6 separate regions of the Homo sapiens genome follow, and all the other regions are linked to region 3. The links are chromatin contacts, found by Hi-C or POLR2A ChIA-PET in ENCODE. All regions are on one chromosome and are shown on one strand. Each heading gives the region's core, a stretch centred on a gene start or an enhancer-like site at or near the end of the contact. The rest is flanking DNA. Distances are from core to core; before and after follow the strand shown. Region 1 holds the start of PGS1 (phosphatidylglycerophosphate synthase 1). Region 2 holds the start of CYTH1 (cytohesin 1). Region 3 holds the start of EIF4A3 (eukaryotic translation initiation factor 4A3). Region 4 holds the start of SLC38A10 (solute carrier family 38 member 10). Region 5 holds the start of MRPL12 (mitochondrial ribosomal protein L12). Region 6 holds the start of ACTG1 (actin gamma 1).

Evidence for each region. A loop is a pair of places that touch in the nucleus more often than their neighbours do. ChIA-PET counts read pairs that join two places held with the same protein, here RNA polymerase II (POLR2A). Pooled maps may share reads with other maps.
Region 1: a map with no recorded cell type shows a loop between it and region 3 (7-fold over the local background). The contact joins the promoter of PGS1 here to the promoter of EIF4A3 in region 3. A Hi-C loop is called at or near these places in 1 of 37 single-sample maps with no recorded cell type and 2 of 50 pooled maps. POLR2A ChIA-PET finds 5 or more read pairs at or near these places in 1 of 52 experiments (GM10248).
Region 2: a loop to region 3 is called in a pooled map, with 6 times the contacts of the local background. The contact joins the promoter of CYTH1 here to the promoter of EIF4A3 in region 3. A Hi-C loop is called at or near these places in 1 of 168 maps with a recorded cell type or tissue (ovary) and 4 of 50 pooled maps. POLR2A ChIA-PET finds 5 or more read pairs at or near these places in 1 of 52 experiments (T-cell).
Region 4: a loop to region 3 is called in a pooled map, with 9 times the contacts of the local background. The contact joins the promoter of SLC38A10 here to the promoter of EIF4A3 in region 3. A Hi-C loop is called at or near these places in 1 of 37 single-sample maps with no recorded cell type and 7 of 50 pooled maps. POLR2A ChIA-PET finds 5 or more read pairs at or near these places in 1 of 52 experiments (activated CD4-positive, alpha-beta T cell).
Region 5: a pooled map shows a loop between it and region 3 (11-fold over the local background). The contact joins the promoter of MRPL12 here to the promoter of EIF4A3 in region 3. A Hi-C loop is called at or near these places in 5 of 50 pooled maps. POLR2A ChIA-PET finds 5 or more read pairs at or near these places in 2 of 52 experiments (activated CD4-positive, alpha-beta T cell and activated naive CD8-positive, alpha-beta T cell).
Region 6: a loop to region 3 is called in a pooled map, with 18 times the contacts of the local background. The contact joins the promoter of ACTG1 here to the promoter of EIF4A3 in region 3. A Hi-C loop is called at or near these places in 1 of 37 single-sample maps with no recorded cell type and 8 of 50 pooled maps. POLR2A ChIA-PET finds 5 or more read pairs at or near these places in 1 of 52 experiments (activated CD4-positive, alpha-beta T cell).

Annotation. Positions count from the first base shown.
Region 1 is chr17:78,377,211-78,379,989 of GRCh38, forward strand. PGS1 (phosphatidylglycerophosphate synthase 1) reads left to right here and starts at 1,439. Exons shown (of 10, transcript NM_024419.5): 1 at 1,439-1,598. The coding sequence starts at 1,456. RefSeq lists an enhancer at 1,328-2,289 and a silencer at 1,485-1,724.
Region 2 is chr17:78,780,785-78,783,556 of GRCh38, forward strand. It overlaps CYTH1 (cytohesin 1), which reads right to left and starts at 1,489. Exons shown (of 14, transcript NM_004762.6): 1 at 1,418-1,489. The coding sequence starts at 1,439. RefSeq lists silencers at 609-1,008, 1,269-1,548, 1,589-1,748.
Region 3 is chr17:80,145,538-80,148,391 of GRCh38, forward strand. It overlaps EIF4A3 (eukaryotic translation initiation factor 4A3), which reads right to left and starts at 1,591. Exons shown (of 12, transcript NM_014740.4): 1 at 1,256-1,591. The coding sequence starts at 1,424. RefSeq lists enhancers at 818-1,532, 1,533-2,245, 2,246-2,854 and silencers at 1,170-1,219, 2,060-2,249.
Region 4 is chr17:81,293,902-81,297,109 of GRCh38, forward strand. SLC38A10 (solute carrier family 38 member 10) reads right to left here and starts at 1,406. Exons shown (of 16, transcript NM_001037984.3): 1 at 922-1,406. The coding sequence starts at 1,020. RefSeq lists silencers at 882-951, 1,052-1,321 and an enhancer at 1,982-2,071.
Region 5 is chr17:81,701,917-81,704,616 of GRCh38, forward strand. MRPL12 (mitochondrial ribosomal protein L12) reads left to right here and starts at 1,451. Exons shown (of 5, transcript NM_002949.4): 1 at 1,451-1,659; 2 at 2,328-2,514. The coding sequence starts at 1,586. HGS (hepatocyte growth factor-regulated tyrosine kinase substrate) reads left to right here. Exons shown (of 22, transcript NM_004712.5): 22 at 1-205. RefSeq lists enhancers at 331-934, 879-948, 935-1,538 and a silencer at 1,439-1,818.
Region 6 is chr17:81,511,549-81,514,325 of GRCh38, forward strand. ACTG1 (actin gamma 1) reads right to left here and starts at 1,251. Exons shown (of 6, transcript NM_001614.5): 1 at 1,186-1,251; 2 at 684-812; 3 at 355-594; 4 at 1-78. The coding sequence starts at 806. RefSeq lists enhancers at 697-786, 1,997-2,276, 2,307-2,356 and silencers at 1,007-1,176, 1,377-1,856, 2,487-2,676.

The sequences.
Region 1 (2,779 bases), core at 189-2,688, 1.8 Mb before region 3:
GCAGAGGTTGCAGTGAGCCAAGATTGCGCCATTGCACTCCAGCCTGGGTGACAAGAGTGAAACCCTGCCTCAAAAAAAAAAAAAAAAAAAAAGTGTTCTTGGTGTATGAGGATGTGCTCCGTCAGCTTTTTGGGCATAGAACTGTGTGTTGCCAGGGGCCAGTGATATCTGTGTACTTGGGCATATCAGGAGGGTGGAAGACTGTTCATCTCACACAGATTTGCTTAGGCTGTTCTGTGCCATGGAGCTGCAGCCTCTGGGGCTAACAGGGTGAAAAATGATTCCTCTCTCAGTCTGGTGGGGATTTTCCGTGGTTCTGTGCACCTTAGTGAGTCAGCGTTAACCAGGTTACAAGACTTTGTACAAGAACAGACTTTGTTCAAGTTTAACACCTTAGGGGTGTTGTACAAGTCTAAAGAACACCCTATCAATTAGAGCCTCAAACAGTAATTCCCTCACTTATCAGTGAGAAGTCCTTTTTTTTTTTTTTTTTTTTTTTTTTTGACGGAGTTTTGCTCTTGTTGCCCAGGCTGGAGTACAGTGGTTCGATCTTGGCTCACTGCAACCTCCACCTCCTGGGTTCAAGCGATTATCCTGCCTCAGCCTCCTGAGTAGTTTGGGATTACAGGCATGGGCCACTGCGCCCAGCTAATTTTTTGCATTTTTAGTAGAGACGGGGTTTCATCAGGTTGGCCAGGCTGGTCTCGAACTCCTGACTTCAGGTGATCCACCCGCCTCTGCCTCCCAGAGTGCAGGGATTACAGGCGTGAGCCACTGCGCCGGCCGAGGAGTCAATCTTGACAGCCAGTGGTCAGGCTCGGTGGCTCATGTCTGTAATGGCAACACTTTGGGAGGCTGAGGCTGGATGATCTCTTGAGCCCAGGAGCTCGAGACCGGCCTGGGCAACGTAGTGAGACCCCCATCTCGACAAAAAAGTAAAGAATTAGCCGGGCATGGTGGCACACGCACTTTGGTGGTCCCAGCACTTTGGGAGTGGTCCCAGCACTTTGAGAGGATCCCCTGAGGCCGGGAGGTCGAGGCTGCAATGCGCCAAGATCGCGCCACTGCACTCCAGCCTGGGACACAGACCGAGACTCTGTCTCAAAACAAACAAACAAAAGCTTTTTTGACAGCTGGTGAGTTGGAGCCAAGCGTGACGGTGCTAGAGCCCCTGCGCCGCATCCTTTCCTCCGCGACCTGTGACGAGTGACTGCAGGAATGCAGGCCACCTGGCGCCCTTACGGATTTAACGGGCCGGCTTCCGACCCCCTCCTGCGGCGCGACCACTGTTCCTCGCCTGTGTCCCCCAGAGGGGAAACTGAGGCTTGGGGGCGGTGCAGCGCCGCCCTCCCCGAGCCAGGGGTTCCGCGCCTGCGCGCCTGAGCCGTGTCCGCGCTCGCCTTTGTCAATAAAGTTCGCGCCCGCCGGGAGCGGAAGCGGAAGCGGCGAGTCTCCATGGCGGTGGCGGCGGCAGCTGCGGCGGGACCCGTGTTCTGGAGGCGACTGCTGGGCCTCCTGCCTGGCCGCCCAGGGCTGGCCGCGCTCCTGGGACGCCTGTCCGACCGCCTCGGCAGGAACCGGGACCGCCAGCGCAGGAGGTGAGAGGGGCGGCCGGGATGAGAGTGCAGCCCTCGCGGCTGCAGCCCGGCCCCCCGGCGCTCAAACTCCCGGCCCCAGCGTCCTGGGCATCCGCAGCGAGTCCCTCCCCGGTTTCCGGGCCCATTTCTGCCTCCCGGGGCTCGGCGCCTGACCTATGTGCTTCTTCACTGGCCTTCTTGAGGGAGGGTGGGCGGCTCGTGCTCCATTATCGGCCGGGTCCAGCCGGCGGGCCTCCTGCGCAGCCCGGCCAGTCCTTGCTCCCCGTCTACACCGTGCTTGTTGGCGAGCCCCGGCCACCGTGCACTTACACGTTAAAAGAGGGACTGTGTGTGCGTTCAGGGAGCTTCGGTCAAGCTCCAGAGGCTGTTTATATCATGGTTTCGGCCCCAGGATGTGAGTGTCGGAGAGTTCAGAGGGGTCTTTTCCTTAGGTAAGCCTGGCTGTGAGTGAATCACCGTTGCTGGGATTTTGTGTATAGAGCGTTTCTCACATCCTGCCAGAAAAAGCTGTGAAGCAATCCTTAGTAACACTCAGGCATGGGAAGAGGAGCCACTCGAAACACTTTTTACACATTTCAAAGGGCCTGTGTTCTGGAAAAGTACTGAAGTTATGTAAATGATGAAGTAGGCTTTGGAGCAATTTGTTCAGGCAGTGGTCTTTTAAAATAAACATTTGCCAAGAACATGCTGACCTGAGGCTTGCTAATATTAAAAAAAAGGGGATAAATAATTCTTGGCCGGGTGTGGTGGCTCACGCCTGTAATTCCAGCACTTTGGGAGGCCGAGGCAGGTGGATCACCTGAGGTCAGGAGTTTAAGACCAGCCTGACCAACATGGTGAAACCGTCTCTACTAAAAATACAAAATTAGCTGGGCATGGTGGTGCATGGCTGTAATCCCAGCTACTTGGGAGGCTGACCCTGAGGCAGGAGAATCGCTTGAACCCAGGAGGTGGAGTTTGCAGTGAGCCAAGATTGCCTCATTGCACTCCAGCCTAGGCAACAAGAGCAAAACTCTGTTTCAAAAAAAAAAAATTCTCTTGTGTGCAAATAGTTTTCTTTTCTTTTCTTTTTTTTTTGAGACGGAGTTTCACTCGTTGCCCAGACTGGAGTGCAATGGCGCAATCTTGGCTCACCTCAATCTCCACCTTCCAGGTTCAAGCGATTCTCCTGCCTCAGCCTC
Region 2 (2,772 bases), core at 239-2,738, 1.4 Mb before region 3:
TCACCTGAGGTCAGAAGTTCAAGACCAGCCTGGCCAACATGGCAAAACCCTGTCTCTACTAAAAATACAACAATTAGACAGGCGTGGTGGCACGCGCCTGTAGTCCCAGCTACTCAGGAGCCTGAGGCAGGAGAATCGCTCAGCTCACCCAGGAGGCCGAGGTTGCAGTGAGCCGAGATGGCGCCACTGCACTACAGCCTGGGCGACAGAGTGAGACTCCGTTTCAAAAATAAAATAAAATAAAATAAAATAATAAAATAAAATAAAATAAAAAATTAGCCGGGCATGGTGGCGTGCGTATGGTTCCAGCCACTCAAGAGGCTGACGTGAGCTACGATCACGCCACTGTGCTCCAGCCTGGGTGACAGAGCGAGATCTCGTCTCTTAAAAAAAAAAAAAAAAGAAAAATGTCCCATTAGTTATTAAACTAGAATTGGGTTCCATTTGGCCACAGAGTTCTGCTTTATTTGTACTTTGCTACCAAACCACAAAAGTTCACCACTTGTTCTATTTGCCATTCTTCCTTTTAATTCCTCATGAACAAACTTAATAAATTAACTACAGCATGTCAAACAACCTTTTGCAACCCTTGCAATTTCAAACTCTTGGAGGGAGGCACCCCTGGCCTGGGCCAGCAGCCTCAACGCGCGGGAGCGAAGGGAGCGGGACAGCGGCTCCGCTTGCCAAGTCCCCAGTCAGGGGAGGAGCGGCGTCCCCACCGCGGTGCCCCTCGGGCTCCACACCCGCGTCTCGGCAGGCGGCGACGCACCGGACCGGCGGCTACCGGGCCCAGACTCCCGCGGGCAGGGCCGTCCCGGAGCCCGCGCCTCGCCGGCGGCGCCGCTCCCCGTTCTCATTTCTGAACAAAGACGTGGACCGGGCACAACTCGCTGACGCCGAGAGCGGCCGGAAACTGCGGGGAACGCGGGCCCGGCCATCCGCGCGTCCGCCCCGAGCCCCGCAGAGGGGCGGCAGGGCCAGCGACCTCCACCCCTCGGCCCCCCGGGACCCGGACTGCGACCCCTGCCCCGGGGACCCCAGCGACCCCAACGACTCTCATCCCTCAGAGCCCCTGAGATCCTGCCCCGCGACCCCAACGACCCTCATTCCTCAGAGCTCGCGGCGACCCCTGGCCCCGCGAGACCGCGAGCCCGGCCTGTGACCCCCGCCCCAGCCACCCACATCCCTCAGCGCCGCCAGCGACCCCGGCCCCGGCGACCCTCATCCCTCAAAACCCCCTGCGACCCCCGCCCCGCGAGGGCCCCGCGCACCGCTCGCCCGCCGGTCGCCCCGGGCTCCGCGTCCCGCACCAGTGTCCCCGGGAAACGCCAGCCGCCGCAAGCGCTGCCGGACGGCCGGGCCCGGAGGGGACTGGGGGACAGCGAGGGGGAAGCGTCCGCCGCCGGGGCGCACTGACCGTAGCTGTCGTCCTCCTCCATGGTGCGGGAGCCGGGCTCCGCGCTCCGGCTCGCCGCTCGCGTCCCGCCGCGCCACCCGCGCCCCCGCTCGCCTCAGCCCGGCTCGGAGCCCCGCCCCCGGCGCCCCGCGCCCCGCGCCCCGCCCGCCCGCGCCTGCGCCTGCGCCCGCCCCCTGCCCCCGGCCCGAGGCCCCGCCCCTCGCCCGAGGCCCCGCCTTCCTCCCGCGCGCGCCGCACCCCGGGTACCCGGCCTCCTCCCGAGGCTCCGGCCTGCGCACGCGCGTCCACCCGAGGCTCCTCCCCTGCCCCCGCCTCTAGACCACGCCCCCGTCCCGAGACACACACACCCCCCCCCCTTCTCCCGGTCCGCCTCCTGGGGCCGAGCAGGTTTCGGTTTCTGAAGGGCGGTGCAAGTCCCCGGGGTGGCGGACTCGACCTGGCCTGCAGCCAGGCTACTGCACGAAAGCCCAAGGTCGTGTCCGGCCACTGAAGGGCAGGGTGGTCCTTGCTGACGCCAACCTGGAAGGTCAGACCCGGCCCCAGCTTGCCAGGGAGGGCCCGGTCCTTGGCGAAAGGCCACAAAAGCTATTTGAAGTCATTTACTCCTGCGTTCAGAACCTTTACATGCTGTATGTCCTAAGTTTACTGCTTCTACTTCTTTTTATTTGTCCTGAGTTTTACCTGGGTCAAGATTGAAAGGAGGGCACTTCAAGTCCCAGCGTTTTGGATTTTATTTATTTATTGGAGACGAGTTTCGCTCTTGTTGCCCAGGCTGGAGTGCAGTGGCCCGATCTCGGCTCACTGAAACCTCCGCCTCCCGGGTTCAAGCGATTGTCCTGCCTCAGCCTCCTGAGTAGCTGTGATTACAGGCATGTGCCACCAGGCCCGACTAATTGTATTTTTAGTAGAGACGGGGTTTCGCCATGTTGGCCAGGCTGGTCTCGAACTCCTGACCTCAAATAATCCGCCTGCCTCGGCCTCCCAAAGTGCTGGGATTACAGGTATGAGCCACCGCGCTCGGCCTTCTCTTTCTTTATGACAGAGGACAATCCCACTGCTGCAGAATGCCAGCACCAGAACCCCCCTTTCCCCCTGCAGTCACTTGTGGCTCCTGCACCCTACACAGAACACTCACTGAGAACTCCACAGAGATCCCTGGACTGCTGGGAATTTTTTGGACCAACCAAAAAACGGGAGTAAAAGCCACAGAACTCTTTCCTTGTGGGCCCACCTGTCCTGAGTTTTACTATTTTTCTTTTTCTTTTATTTATTTATTCATTTTGAGACAGAGTCTCACTCGCTGTGTTGCTCAGGCTAGAGTACGGTGGCACCATCATGACTCCCTGCAACCTCTG
Region 3 (2,854 bases), core at 341-2,840:
TTGGTGACAAGAGCAGGACTGTCAGAAGGAAAAGGAAGAAAGAAAAGGAAGAGAACTACAGGATAAAAAATGTCCCTGTCCCAAGCATTAAACACAGGCCATTTATCCCAGATGCTGGTCATTCCCATCTATGTGCCCAACCCAACCTCTTCTCCAGGCTCTCCCTCAACTTCCTCACATCTTTCAAACATACCAAGAGACAGCTCCTGATTCTGACTCTCTGGAGTGCTGCCTACCTAGCCAAATGTTTGCAGCATCAACCACCGGTTACTCAAAACACTCCAACTCTCCTCCTTCTGTCACTCACGTTCAATCCATCAGCCAATGCTGTCAGCTCCCTGGTACTCCATCTCCAAGGCAGCACAATCCTCTCTTCCCTGAACTGCAGCAAAAGCTCCCAACTCTCTTGTTTCCTCTCCTGCCTTGCCTCGCCTCACCTCAAATCTACAGACACCCAGAAGAATCTTTAAAACTGTAAATGTGATCGTGTCACATAGCTACTTAAAACCTTCCACTGGCTTCCCACTAGATTTCTAAATGAAATTCAAATTATTCGTCACCCTACACGTCTTTGCTAGATCTGCCCCGACTAGCTCTCCAAAATCCCACCACAGGGGACTTCTTTCAGTTCCTGGAATGCAGCTGGCTAAGGGCTGCAAGGCCCTGGCACCAGCTGTTCCTTCTGCCCCAACTGCTCTTCCCTCTTCTCATAACAGTCTCCTTCATCCAGAACTCTGCTCAAATGGCACCCCCTCCTGCGAACCCCCTTACCTCTCTGCTTTACTAATTCTCTCCTCCTTCCCAGTCCCACTCTATTCAATTACCCCGCTTCAGGTTCTTCAGGTTGCCTGGGCAACCTGACAGTATGCTTTCCCCCCAAACGAAATTCAAAACCCGTAAAGGCGCAAACCCTTCCGGTTTACCGCCAAAACCCCAGTACCTAGAAAAGCTAATAGGTAGAAATCAGTTATCTGCTGAATGAAGGACGCTGAGGTGCCTCGAAGCGGCTGCAGCCCCCGACAGACCCAGCGCCGAGCTCTGCACGGGGGACACACACCGAAAGCGCCGACACAGCCAGGCGTGAGGGCGAGGACGGGGGTGGGGGTGGGGGTCGGACGTCACTGGCCCCCGAGCCTCGACCCTGACCACGACCTCCGGAGCGCAGGGCCGGCCCGGGAGTCACCAGTCTGGCCCTCAGCCCCCGGCTCGCCCCCGACTCGCCCCCGGCTGGCCCCCGCGGCCCGCGCCCGCTCACCGTAAGCGTAGATGCCCCGCAGCAGGTCCTCCCGCAGGCCCATGGTGTCGAACGTGGGGGTCACATCCACCTCCTCGCTGGTCTCGAATTCCACTTTAGTCATGTCTTCCTCTTTGAGCAGCCGCTTTCGCGCCGAGCCCGAGGTCGCCATCGTGGCCGTGGTCGCCATGATTCAGAGTCCGCGGAAGAGCACAGCGCGCGCCGCTGCCGACCTCGCTGCCGCTGCCGACCTCGCTGTGCCGCTGCCGACCTCGCTGCCGCTGCCGACCTCGCTGTGCCGCTGCCGACCTCGCTGTGCCGCTGCCGACCTCGCTGTGCCGCTGCCGACCTCGCTGTGCCGCTGCCGAGAACAGACGCCTTAAGTATGCGAAAGCGAGAGACGTGCGTGCGTACGTGCGTACGTGCGTACGCGCGACGCGGCCACGCCTCTGGGGGACGGGGCACTCTTCGTCACGTGAAAGGGAACTGGGCGTTTGCCGCAGGGAAAAGTAAGGTGTTTCTGCTCTCGCGCCATATGCAGTTCCCGCGGGATCTCGTTGAGGGCGGGGCACCCAGTTCCTTACGAAAGGGATGGAGGGGGTGGTACTTCTAAAGTTGGCGGTGTTTCGTACCGGCCGCGGGATTTCGCGGACTGGGGCGCTGAGGTTCTTTGAGCGGCGTGTGGACCTGAATTCCCTGGAAACAGGCTGGGGCCGCGAGGGGCCTCCGCTCCGGGCGGGGTCCCCAGATAGCCCCGCCTCGAATAAAAATGACGAGCACGGGTCCTCTCTCGGGCCCGCAGTGGGTGGACTGCGTCGCAGACCCGTAGTGGAGGCGCCCAGCTCGCCGGGGAGATTCGAGTGGAAACCCTCACGGCCGCCGGTGGTGGGCCCCGGCGCGGCGCTGGGCTCCGGCGGGTCTGCGCTGGGGAGGGCCAGGGCCCCTGAAGCCGGCGTCCCTCTTAGGGGACGCGCCTGGGTGTGTCTTCACCGTTTGCCTGGTGAGTTGGAGACAGGGTCTCGCTCCGTCGCCCAGGCTGGAGTGCAGTGGTAGGATCAGGGTTCATTGTAGCCTCCGCCTCAGCCTCTGGAGTAGCTGGGACCTCAGGCGCGCGCCACCACGCCCGGCTAATTTTTTAAATTTTTTTGTAGAGACGGGGTTGGGGGAGGCGGGGGTTAGGGTTGTCCTGGCTGGTCTTGAACTGCGGGGCCTCAGGTGATCCGCCTGCCTTGGCCTCCCAAAGTGCTGGGATTACAGGCATGAGCCACTGTGCCCGGCAAGCAGCTGTTATAAATAAAATACATGCTGAGCCTGCAATTTGCTCTTAATGAAGGCCACTTGTCAGTAGACGGTGCTGCTAATGCGTGTCCTGCAGCAAAGATAACCCAGACGGGATCATTTTTTAATTGCCCAGCAGAACTTTAACCAGTTGTGCATCTTAACCTGCTTTTTGTTTGTTCGTTTGTTTGTTTTGAGACAGTCTGGCCCTGTCGCCCAGGCTGGAGTGCCATGGCGCGATCTCGGTTCACTGCAGCCTCCACCTCCCGAGCACAGGCGATCCTCCCGCCTCAGCCTCCAGAGCACCTGGGACCACAGGTGTCCACGCGCAGCCACTAACCG
Region 4 (3,208 bases), core at 156-2,655, 1.1 Mb after region 3:
AATGGCCATTTTCTTTCATGTGTTATTCAATGCTGGAATGACGCTAAACTTTTTGTATTTGAGATTTTTTCCAACTGTGGTAACGTCTGCACACATTAGATCAAATGTGCAGTTTTTTGTTTTTGTTTTTGAGACGGAGTCTCCCTCTGTCGCCCAGGCTGGAGTGCAATGGCGTGATCTCGGCTCACTGCAACCTTCGGCTCATTGAAACCTTCGCCTCCCAGGTTCAAGCTATTCTCCTGTCTCAGCCTCCCAAGTATCTGGGATTACAGGCATGTGCCACCACCCCCGGCTAATTTTTGTATTTTCAGTAGAGATGGGGTTTCAGCATGTTGGTCAGGCAGTTCTCGAACTCCTGACCTCAGGTGATCCACTCGCCTCGGCCTCCCAAAGTGCTGGGATTACAGGTGTGAGCCACCACCCCCTGCCAAATGTGCGGTTTTTGTGAAACGCAGATCTTAGGTGTATAACCTGGTGGATGTTTTTAATCACCTTGCAACCAAGGTCCCTATCTAGTGTCGAAGCCTGGGAGTGGTGAGTTGTGTGCTTCTGAAGACAGGTGCAGTTGGGTCAGAGTTTTTAAAAACACGATAAAATGTAAAAATACGGAGTCCCACCGTTCCCTTCCGATTCTGGAGGATCATTTTGCTTTGTTACACTTTGCTTCGGTATCGAGTTTTTGAGTGTGGGGAACTTTCCGGCCCGGGCTGACAAGGGCTGCCAGGGCCAACGCCGTGCGCTTCTCATCCACGGATTCTCTACGGGAACTGCGCCGGGACCCAGAGGGTCGCCCCGCCCGCGGCCGCCTGCACCCGCCCAGCGAAGCCCTGCCCCGGCGGGAACTTTAACCAGGACGACCCAGCCAGACGCCCCCTCTGCGGGGGAGGCGAGGGCGGTGATCTCCGGGCCCACCGGACTCACCTGTTTGAAGCAGAAGGGCATGGTGAGGACACTGACCCCTACGATGCTGTTCACGATGTTCGTGATCAGCCCCCAGTTGGAGGCGGCGGCCGCGGTCATAGTGAGAGGTCTAGGGGCCCGGGGCGAGAGGCCTCGGGGGTCGCCGGGCTGCGGCCGGCTTTGGAAGCCCAGCCCGAGGCCACGGTCACAGGTCCCAACGTCCGGGACGCCGGTGGGGAGGGGATGGGCAGCCTGAACACGGGAGCCTGAGCAGGCGCGGGCGCGGGCCCCAGAGGCTGCCTGGAGGAGGCAGCCTCGAAGGCCGGCTGCGGGGGCGAGGTCAACCTCCGGACCCCGCCAAGCCCTGCGGCCGCCTCAGGGCCATGCGTCCCTCGCTCGGCCTCGCGGGCCGCCTGTGAATCTCCGAGCCCAGACCCGGAAGAGCCGCAGAGCCAGCTAGGGACACCTCAGCCCAACTCAGCTGCCGCCGCGGCGCTCACACTTCCGCCTTCCACGGGCTCCGTTGCCCGGAAGTGACGGCCAGGGGGTAGGGTTTGGTGGGACGCGAGCCAATGAGAGGCGGGCCCGGAGGGGCGGGCGGAAACTGGGCCGGTGGGCACCTGAGGGTCTCGCAGCTGTCCGGTTCGCCAAGCTGGTCCAGCCGACCTGTGCCCGGGGCCCCAGTTCAACGAGCTGGAGGACAAGGGACTCGCCCCGCGAGGCCTCGGTTTGGATGGGCAGTCGCGGGCTGGAGAGAAGGGGAGGCGCTGTGCCTTCCGGGGAGGAGCGGGTTTAAGGGTTCCTTTTTGACCTTTATTCCCAGGACCGATTCTGGGGCGAGTGCTTGGCGCCAGGGCACGGGGGCGGGGGCCCTGACTGCCTCAGCCGAAAAATAGTCTGTTGTGAGGAATTAGCACCTAGGAGGTAGGAATGAAACGCTGGGCACAGAGAGGCTCGGCCACTCCGCTAAGGCCACACAGCTCCAAGGGGAGGCGGTGCCCTGCCGAACTGCGCCCAGATCAGTGGCAATGTTGAACTTCACCTTTTCACACGAAAAGAGCAAGGGACATTCCTGGAGGGGACAGGAGAGGTGGAGGCTTACATGAACAGGGAAACCCGGGAGGGCTTCCAGAAGGAGGTGGCTTCTAGGCTGGAGCTTGAAGGACAAATGAGAATTCCTCGGGTAGAAATGGAGACCGGGGAGAGGAGAGAACAGAGAAGGGTCCCGATAGATCTGTGGATTCCTGGCACCTAGCTGCTCACTCTGAGTCTAATGAATGAGCGCGTAGACCGAATGGCTGGGAAGCAGCAAGTGATTCCAGGCTGCTGGGGGAGGACGGCGGAGGAAAGGAGGCCGTGTCTGCAGCACCTGCAGGACCAGGTGTCTTAGAACAGAGGCCCGTTCCTCAGGCACTGGCAGTGCAGCCACCAAGTAAGGCTGTGCCCCACCTTCAGGAGAACAGGAGGAAATGCCTGGGTAAAGACTAATTAAATACGCAGGCAAAATAACAAATGCCTGCGTTCTTTTTTTTTTTTTTCTTCAGTCAGAGTCTTGCTCTGTCGCCCAGGCTGTATATGCAGTGGTGTGATCTTGGCTCACTGCAACCTCCACCTCCCAGGTTCAAGCTATTCTCATGCCTCAGCCTCCCAAGTAGCTGGAATTACAGGCTCCCGCCACCACACCCGGCTAATTTTTGTATTTTTAGTAGAGACCAGGTTTCACCATGGTGGCCAGGCTTGCCTCAAACTCCCGACCTCAGGTGATCCGCCCACCTCGGCCTCCCAAAGTGCTGGTATTACAGGCATGAGCCACCGCACCCAGCCCATTTACTTTTATATAAATGAAATGGCATACACATTCCATAACCTCCTTTTTATTATGTAATTTTCATCAAATGTTATGCATGCGAGGTAGGCTGGGCAATTTACATGTATGTTTTCACAAATAGCAAATACCATGGACCCGCTATTGAGCTTTAAGAACAAAATATTACCGAAGACTTAGATCCTCCCTTTCAGTTCCTCCCCAGTTCCAGCACCTTCTTCCCCTCTTCCCTGCTATCCTGAGACATCACAATCCAGATTCCATCAATTCATTACTTTTCTTTAAAGGTTTACCATATATGGATATATCCCTAAACAATTATGGGGAAGACTATTTGTCTCTTTTTTTTTTTTTTTTGAGACAGAGTCTCACTCTGTCACCCAGTCTGGAGTGCAGTGGCACAATCTCAGCTTGCTTCAGCCTTTCCCTCCTGGGCTAAAGTGATCCTCCCACTTCAGGCCCTCAGTAGCTGAAACTACAGGT
Region 5 (2,700 bases), core at 201-2,700, 1.6 Mb after region 3:
CACCCCCCAAGCAGCCTGTGCCCTCTGGCCGCACTGTGAGCTGGCTGTGGTGTCTGGGTGTGGCCTGGGGCTCCCTCTGCAGGGGCCTCTCTCGGCAGCCACAGCCAAGGGTGGAGGCTTCAGGTCTCCAGCTTCTCTGCTTCTCAGCTGCCATCTCCAGTGCCCCAGAATGGTACAGCGATAATAAAATGTATTTCAGAAAGCATCAGCGTTTTTTCTTTAATTAATTTTTTTGAGATGGAGTCTCACTCTGTCACCCAGGCTGGAGTGGTGATCTCCGCTCACTGCAAGCTCCGCCTCCTGGGTTCAAGCGATTCTCGGGCCTCAGCCTCCCGAGTAGCTGGACTACAGGTGCACCCCATTACCATGCCTGGCTAGTTTTTGTATTTTTAGTAGCGACGGTGTTTCACCATGTTGGCCAGGCTGGTCGTGAACGCCTAACCTCAGGTGATCCACCTGCCTCGGGCTCCTAAAGTGCTGGGATTACAGGCATGAGCCACCGCGCCCGACCTGCATCAACGTTTGCTCAGGGGGCAGGTGGTCAGGCTGATGGCCCAGCTGCAGGCAGGGTCATTTCCAGCCTGCCCCTCCCTGAGGCTGCGTGCCAGGGTTCATGTGTGCCCTCCGCGGCTCTGCACTGACCCCGCCGGTAGCTGGGGAGGAGTTTGGGCTTGGCGCCTCCTTCGTGTAGTGGCTGAAGCTTCCCGGGTGCTCCTCATTCCTGGGAAGGGAGTCGGGTGATGGGAACGGTGGGAGCTCAGCGCTCCGAGTCTGCGGCCGGGGGCCAGCGGGGCTGAAACGCGCCTCCTGAGTGTTGAAAGCGGCAGGCGCCGGCCTTTGCACCCAGAGGCCAGGGCGTCTCACTCACCTTCACATCCAGGCCTCTTAGGGGAGCGCGGCTTTGGCTTTTCCAGGAAGGAATGGACTCCAACGGACAGGGAAAGAAGAAGTGTGGAGAGACGGGCAGGATAAGCAGGCACTGGGCCCAAGCCGCCCTTGGAGGCTCTGCCTGTTCTGATCTGAAGGCGGAGGCTCAGCCGTGCTCTCCCAGGAAGCCACCTGGGCGTTTGGGGCTTTAGCTAGGAAAGAGGATGTCGCCTGCGGCTGCGAAGGCGCCAAAGCCCAGACCTCGCGCCTCCGCCCGCGACGGCGGCACTGGGGGCCCGGAGCGGGCGGGAGACGTGGATTACTGCGGGCTTCGGGGCCCTAGCCTCGACCGCGACGTTCGCTCGCATCGCGTACGGACAGAAACCCGTGAGCGCTGAAGAAAGAACACCTGAATCCGGAGCCCCAGCCCCCGTCGCTCGTTTGCGCGACCCCAAAACCTGGCGGGACGAGGGTCGCCCGATGTCTAGCTGCCGCCACAGACGACGCTTTTGCGTCTGCGCAGCGCGCCGCCTTGTGGGTAATCTCAGGGTGAGACGAGGCTAGCGCGAGGTACGGCTAGAGCGTCATTTCCGGCTCGAATGCCCGGCAGCCGTGGCGGCTAGAGCGTTCCTCCCCAGCTCGAATGCCCGGCGGCCGAGGCGGCTAGAGCGTCGCCTCCTCCCGGGGAACCGCGTGTGACCTTCCAGCCCGCGGACCGATGCTGCCGGCGGCCGCTCGCCCCCTGTGGGGGCCTTGCCTTGGGCTTCGGGCCGCTGCGTTCCGCCTTGCCAGGTACGCGGGATCCTGGGGCGGTCCGGGCCGGCAGGCGGGTTAGGGGGCAGCCGGGCACTGAGGGGTCGATCCGGGCGAGGAGGGCGGCGGGGCCGGCCTCCCTGCAGCGGCCAGGCCGGGCTTGGGGGTCCCATCGGGGGCGCGGGGAGGAGGCCTCCCGGTGCGCACGCCCCTTCCCTCCTGGGCCGTGGAAAGCGCCGGGGTCGGCCCCAGATGACCTTGGACGATTCCCTGCTCCTCCCTTGGCCTCAGCCTTTTCCGCAGCAAAGGCCCATCCGTGGGTGCGGCGTTTTGCGGCCAGGGGCCCCCATGTTTTGGGAGGCTTTGCGCAGGAAGATGCACCTAAGTAATAGTTTCGCCACCGCTGGGTTGATGTAGTTCATTCAAACCAGAAACTTGAGGTTTGAGTGGTATGGCTGCAAATAAACACGTGGCTTTCTAAGGCTCTTTGAAGAATTTAAAGTAACTTGCAAATCTTATCAATACGGACCCCTTGAGGTCTGAGAACCCTGGACTGGGACCAAGGAGCTAGGTAATTTCCGGCCCTAGTGATTACCAGCCTGAGCTTATGGCACCCACCAGTCCCCCAGTTGTCCTGCCCCTCTGGTTTCTGCAGCCCCTTCCATTCCAGGACTGACAAGTCTGTTTTAATTGGGGGTGGGGGCTAGGCGACAGGTGCCATGTGTCTGTGCCGTGCGACATATGAGGAGCAGCGGCCATCAGAGGTGTGAGGCCCTCGCTGGTGCACCCCTGGATAACGCCCCCAAGGAGTACCCCCCCAAGATACAGCAGCTGGTCCAGGACATCGCCAGCCTCACTCTCTTGGAAATCTCAGACCTCAACGAGCTCCTGAAGGTATCGTGAGAGGGTGGCACAGACCCAGGGGCTGGAAGTTTCAGGGCCCCTGTGTTTTGTTCCTGGTGTATTTTGGGAGTTTGGTAAATTGTCAAAAGTGTGTTTGTCCAGGTGCAAGGTCCATGCCAGGCTAGTTGCCCCTCCTCAGTAGGTTCCGGCTGGTGTGAGGGCCAGCTGTGGACACTG
Region 6 (2,777 bases), core at 1-2,500, 1.4 Mb after region 3:
GCGCCCAGAGGCGTAGAGGGACAGCACGGCCTGGATGGCCACGTACATGGCCGGGGTGTTGAAGGTCTCAAACATAATCTGAGAAGGGACAAGGGGCGGCTTAGTCAGGGACAGAGACCCACGGCCACCCCATGCTCACACGCCACAACATGCTGCATGCCAGTGTGATGTGTGGAGAAAAGAAAAGAACGCAGGCAGAAACCAAATGAGAAACCTGGAGGCTTCAGGGAGGAAATGCCGGGAGAGGAACAGAGCCTGGAACAGCGAAAGAAACACTTAAATGTCAGAAATCAAGCCGGGCAGAAAATGACTGGGGAAAGGACGGGAGGAGCACGGGCGTCGGCCGAGCCTCACCTGAGTCATCTTCTCTCTGTTGGCCTTGGGGTTCAGGGGGGCCTCGGTCAGCAGCACTGGGTGCTCCTCCGGGGCCACGCGCAGCTCGTTGTAGAAGGTGTGGTGCCAGATCTTCTCCATGTCGTCCCAGTTGGTGACGATGCCATGCTCAATGGGGTACTTCAGGGTCAGGATGCCACGCTTGCTCTGGGCCTCGTCGCCCACGTAGGAGTCCTTCTGGCCCATGCCCACCATGACGCCCTGCAGGGGACGACCCGTCAGCCTCGCCGGCGACACCGAACCCACCCCGCAACGCAGAACCCAGGAGCCCCGCGGCGCCATCCACTCACCTGGTGTCTGGGGCGCCCGACGATGGAAGGAAACACGGCTCGGGGAGCGTCGTCCCCAGCAAAACCAGCTTTGCACATGCCGGAGCCATTGTCAATGACCAGCGCGGCGATCTCTTCTTCCATTGCGACCTGCCCGGAAAAGGATGGACTCAGGCGGGCGCGTCTGTAACACGGTCCCCTCCCCACAGCCACCTAATGCCCTCCCGCGGGGAAGCCTCGGCCCTGCCCCAACCCCAGCGGCCGTGGCCTCCAAGATCGCAACCGCCTGGAACCGAAGGCCGGGCCTTTTACGTAACGTCCACGGCTCGGAAGTCTGCACTGCGGCCGGGCCCCGCCCTGGACCCCCGGCGCCCCCCCAGCCCCGTCCGCCTGACCCGGCCCACCCCGCCTTTTGTTCCCGGGGAAGGCGCGACGAGGCCTCGGCAGCTGGAAGCGGGGCCAGCCGGGGTCGGGGGGCGCAGGCCTGCGACGTCCAGCTCAGGCCCCGGGGCGGGGCGCTCACCGGCAGAGAAACGCGACGGCGGAGCGGCGGAAGAACAGAGTGCGAGAGCTGGCAGCGGCGACTGAGACCGACCGCGGCCTCCCCCGCCGTTATTTAAGCGGAAGCGGCGCGCCCGCGCGGCCCGGCGGCGCGCGCGGCCCCAGAACATGTCCATATATGGCGATCTTTCCGAAAGCCGGGCACCCATTGGCCCGCCGGGCAGGGACACGTGGGGCCCCGGCCCGCCCCGCCCCCAGCCCGCACCGCCTCCCAACGGCCCCGCCCGCGCCACCCCCGCGCGCTCGCGACCCTGCGCGGGCCGGCGGGCGGGTCTGAGTTGGGGCGCCCTCCGAGGGTCGCCGGGAGGGCCGAAGGGCTGACGGGCCTGGCCCCTCCCCGGGACTGCCGCGCCGTGGGGAGGGCCCTGCTGCGCCCCGAAACTGCCTGACCCGGGGCGGGGCCGCGCCGGAGCTGGGGTGGGTCCCCGAGTCCCCGGCCACGCTGCGGGGCTTTGCTCCCTGGGACGTCCCTTGCAATCTTTCCCCTCGGGCTCCACGAGGATCTCGGGCGCCAGTGCCGGGCTGAGGAAGGGGCGCGGCGGGGGTCCGCGACGCTCTGCGTCCCTGGGCGCGGGGGAGCTCTCAGGAGCCCTCACCTCGCCCCGGTCACCATAGGAAACAGCCCGCCCGTCCCCAAGCGCAGCCACCACCATGCAGGTCCCTCCACGGGGCGCCCTGCCCCGGATCTCCGTTCGTTTGAAGACCGAGGCCCCTTTCTACCCGACCCGACACATCCCTGCCCCTCAAATCACAGGCCTGATTGTCCCCAGGCGCGCGCTCCGGGTTGGGGCTACCCCGCCCCCTTATGTGCTGAGAAGGTGGTGTGGAGTGAGGCCTTTGTTTCATTCTGGTCACCTGTAGACATTATAGGGAAACTGAGGTAGACAATGGGAGCCCTGACTTTTTTGAAGGTCGGCTCCCCAGCTTCGGGCGGTCGGGGGGATACCCTCTTCTGTTTACGATGCTAGTTAAGAGCAGCGATCAGGGCTGGCGTGGGTTTAGCCACAGGCTTGTCCAGGGCGCTCACTCCTCGCCAGGAGCGGCGCCGGTGCTTTGGTTACACCCCGAGAGGCGCCCGGCACTACGGTTTCCTTGTGCGCTGCTGGAATTTTCAGGGTTGGAGCGCCGGCCGCGTAGGGGTGGCAGTGAGGCCGCGCAGTGAGGGGACGGACTCGCCCGAGGTCGCAGAGCGTTCAGATTGACTCGACAGGCTGGGGGGCGGGGCCGGGGTCCCCACGCGGAGTCCGGGGCCCTGCAACGTTAGCTCGCGACCCCGTGTTTGGGAGTGACAACAGCGAGTCAGGGCAAGGCGGCCGGCCCAGCTCACCTGCGGGCTGCAGTCAGCCCGGACGCCGAGACCCGTGCCTAAGGCCCCCGTGCCCCAGGCCTCCCAGGGGTGCTGAGCGCCCCCAGGCCCAGAATCTCCGGGGGCCCGGGCAAGGCTGTCAGGTATGTTCCCTCCCGTGGCGAAGCCGGGGCTGGGCCTCCAACAGACCCACCCGGACTCGCGTCCCTGGGCAGAACCACACAGCCTGCTCGACCCCCGGGTGAGGA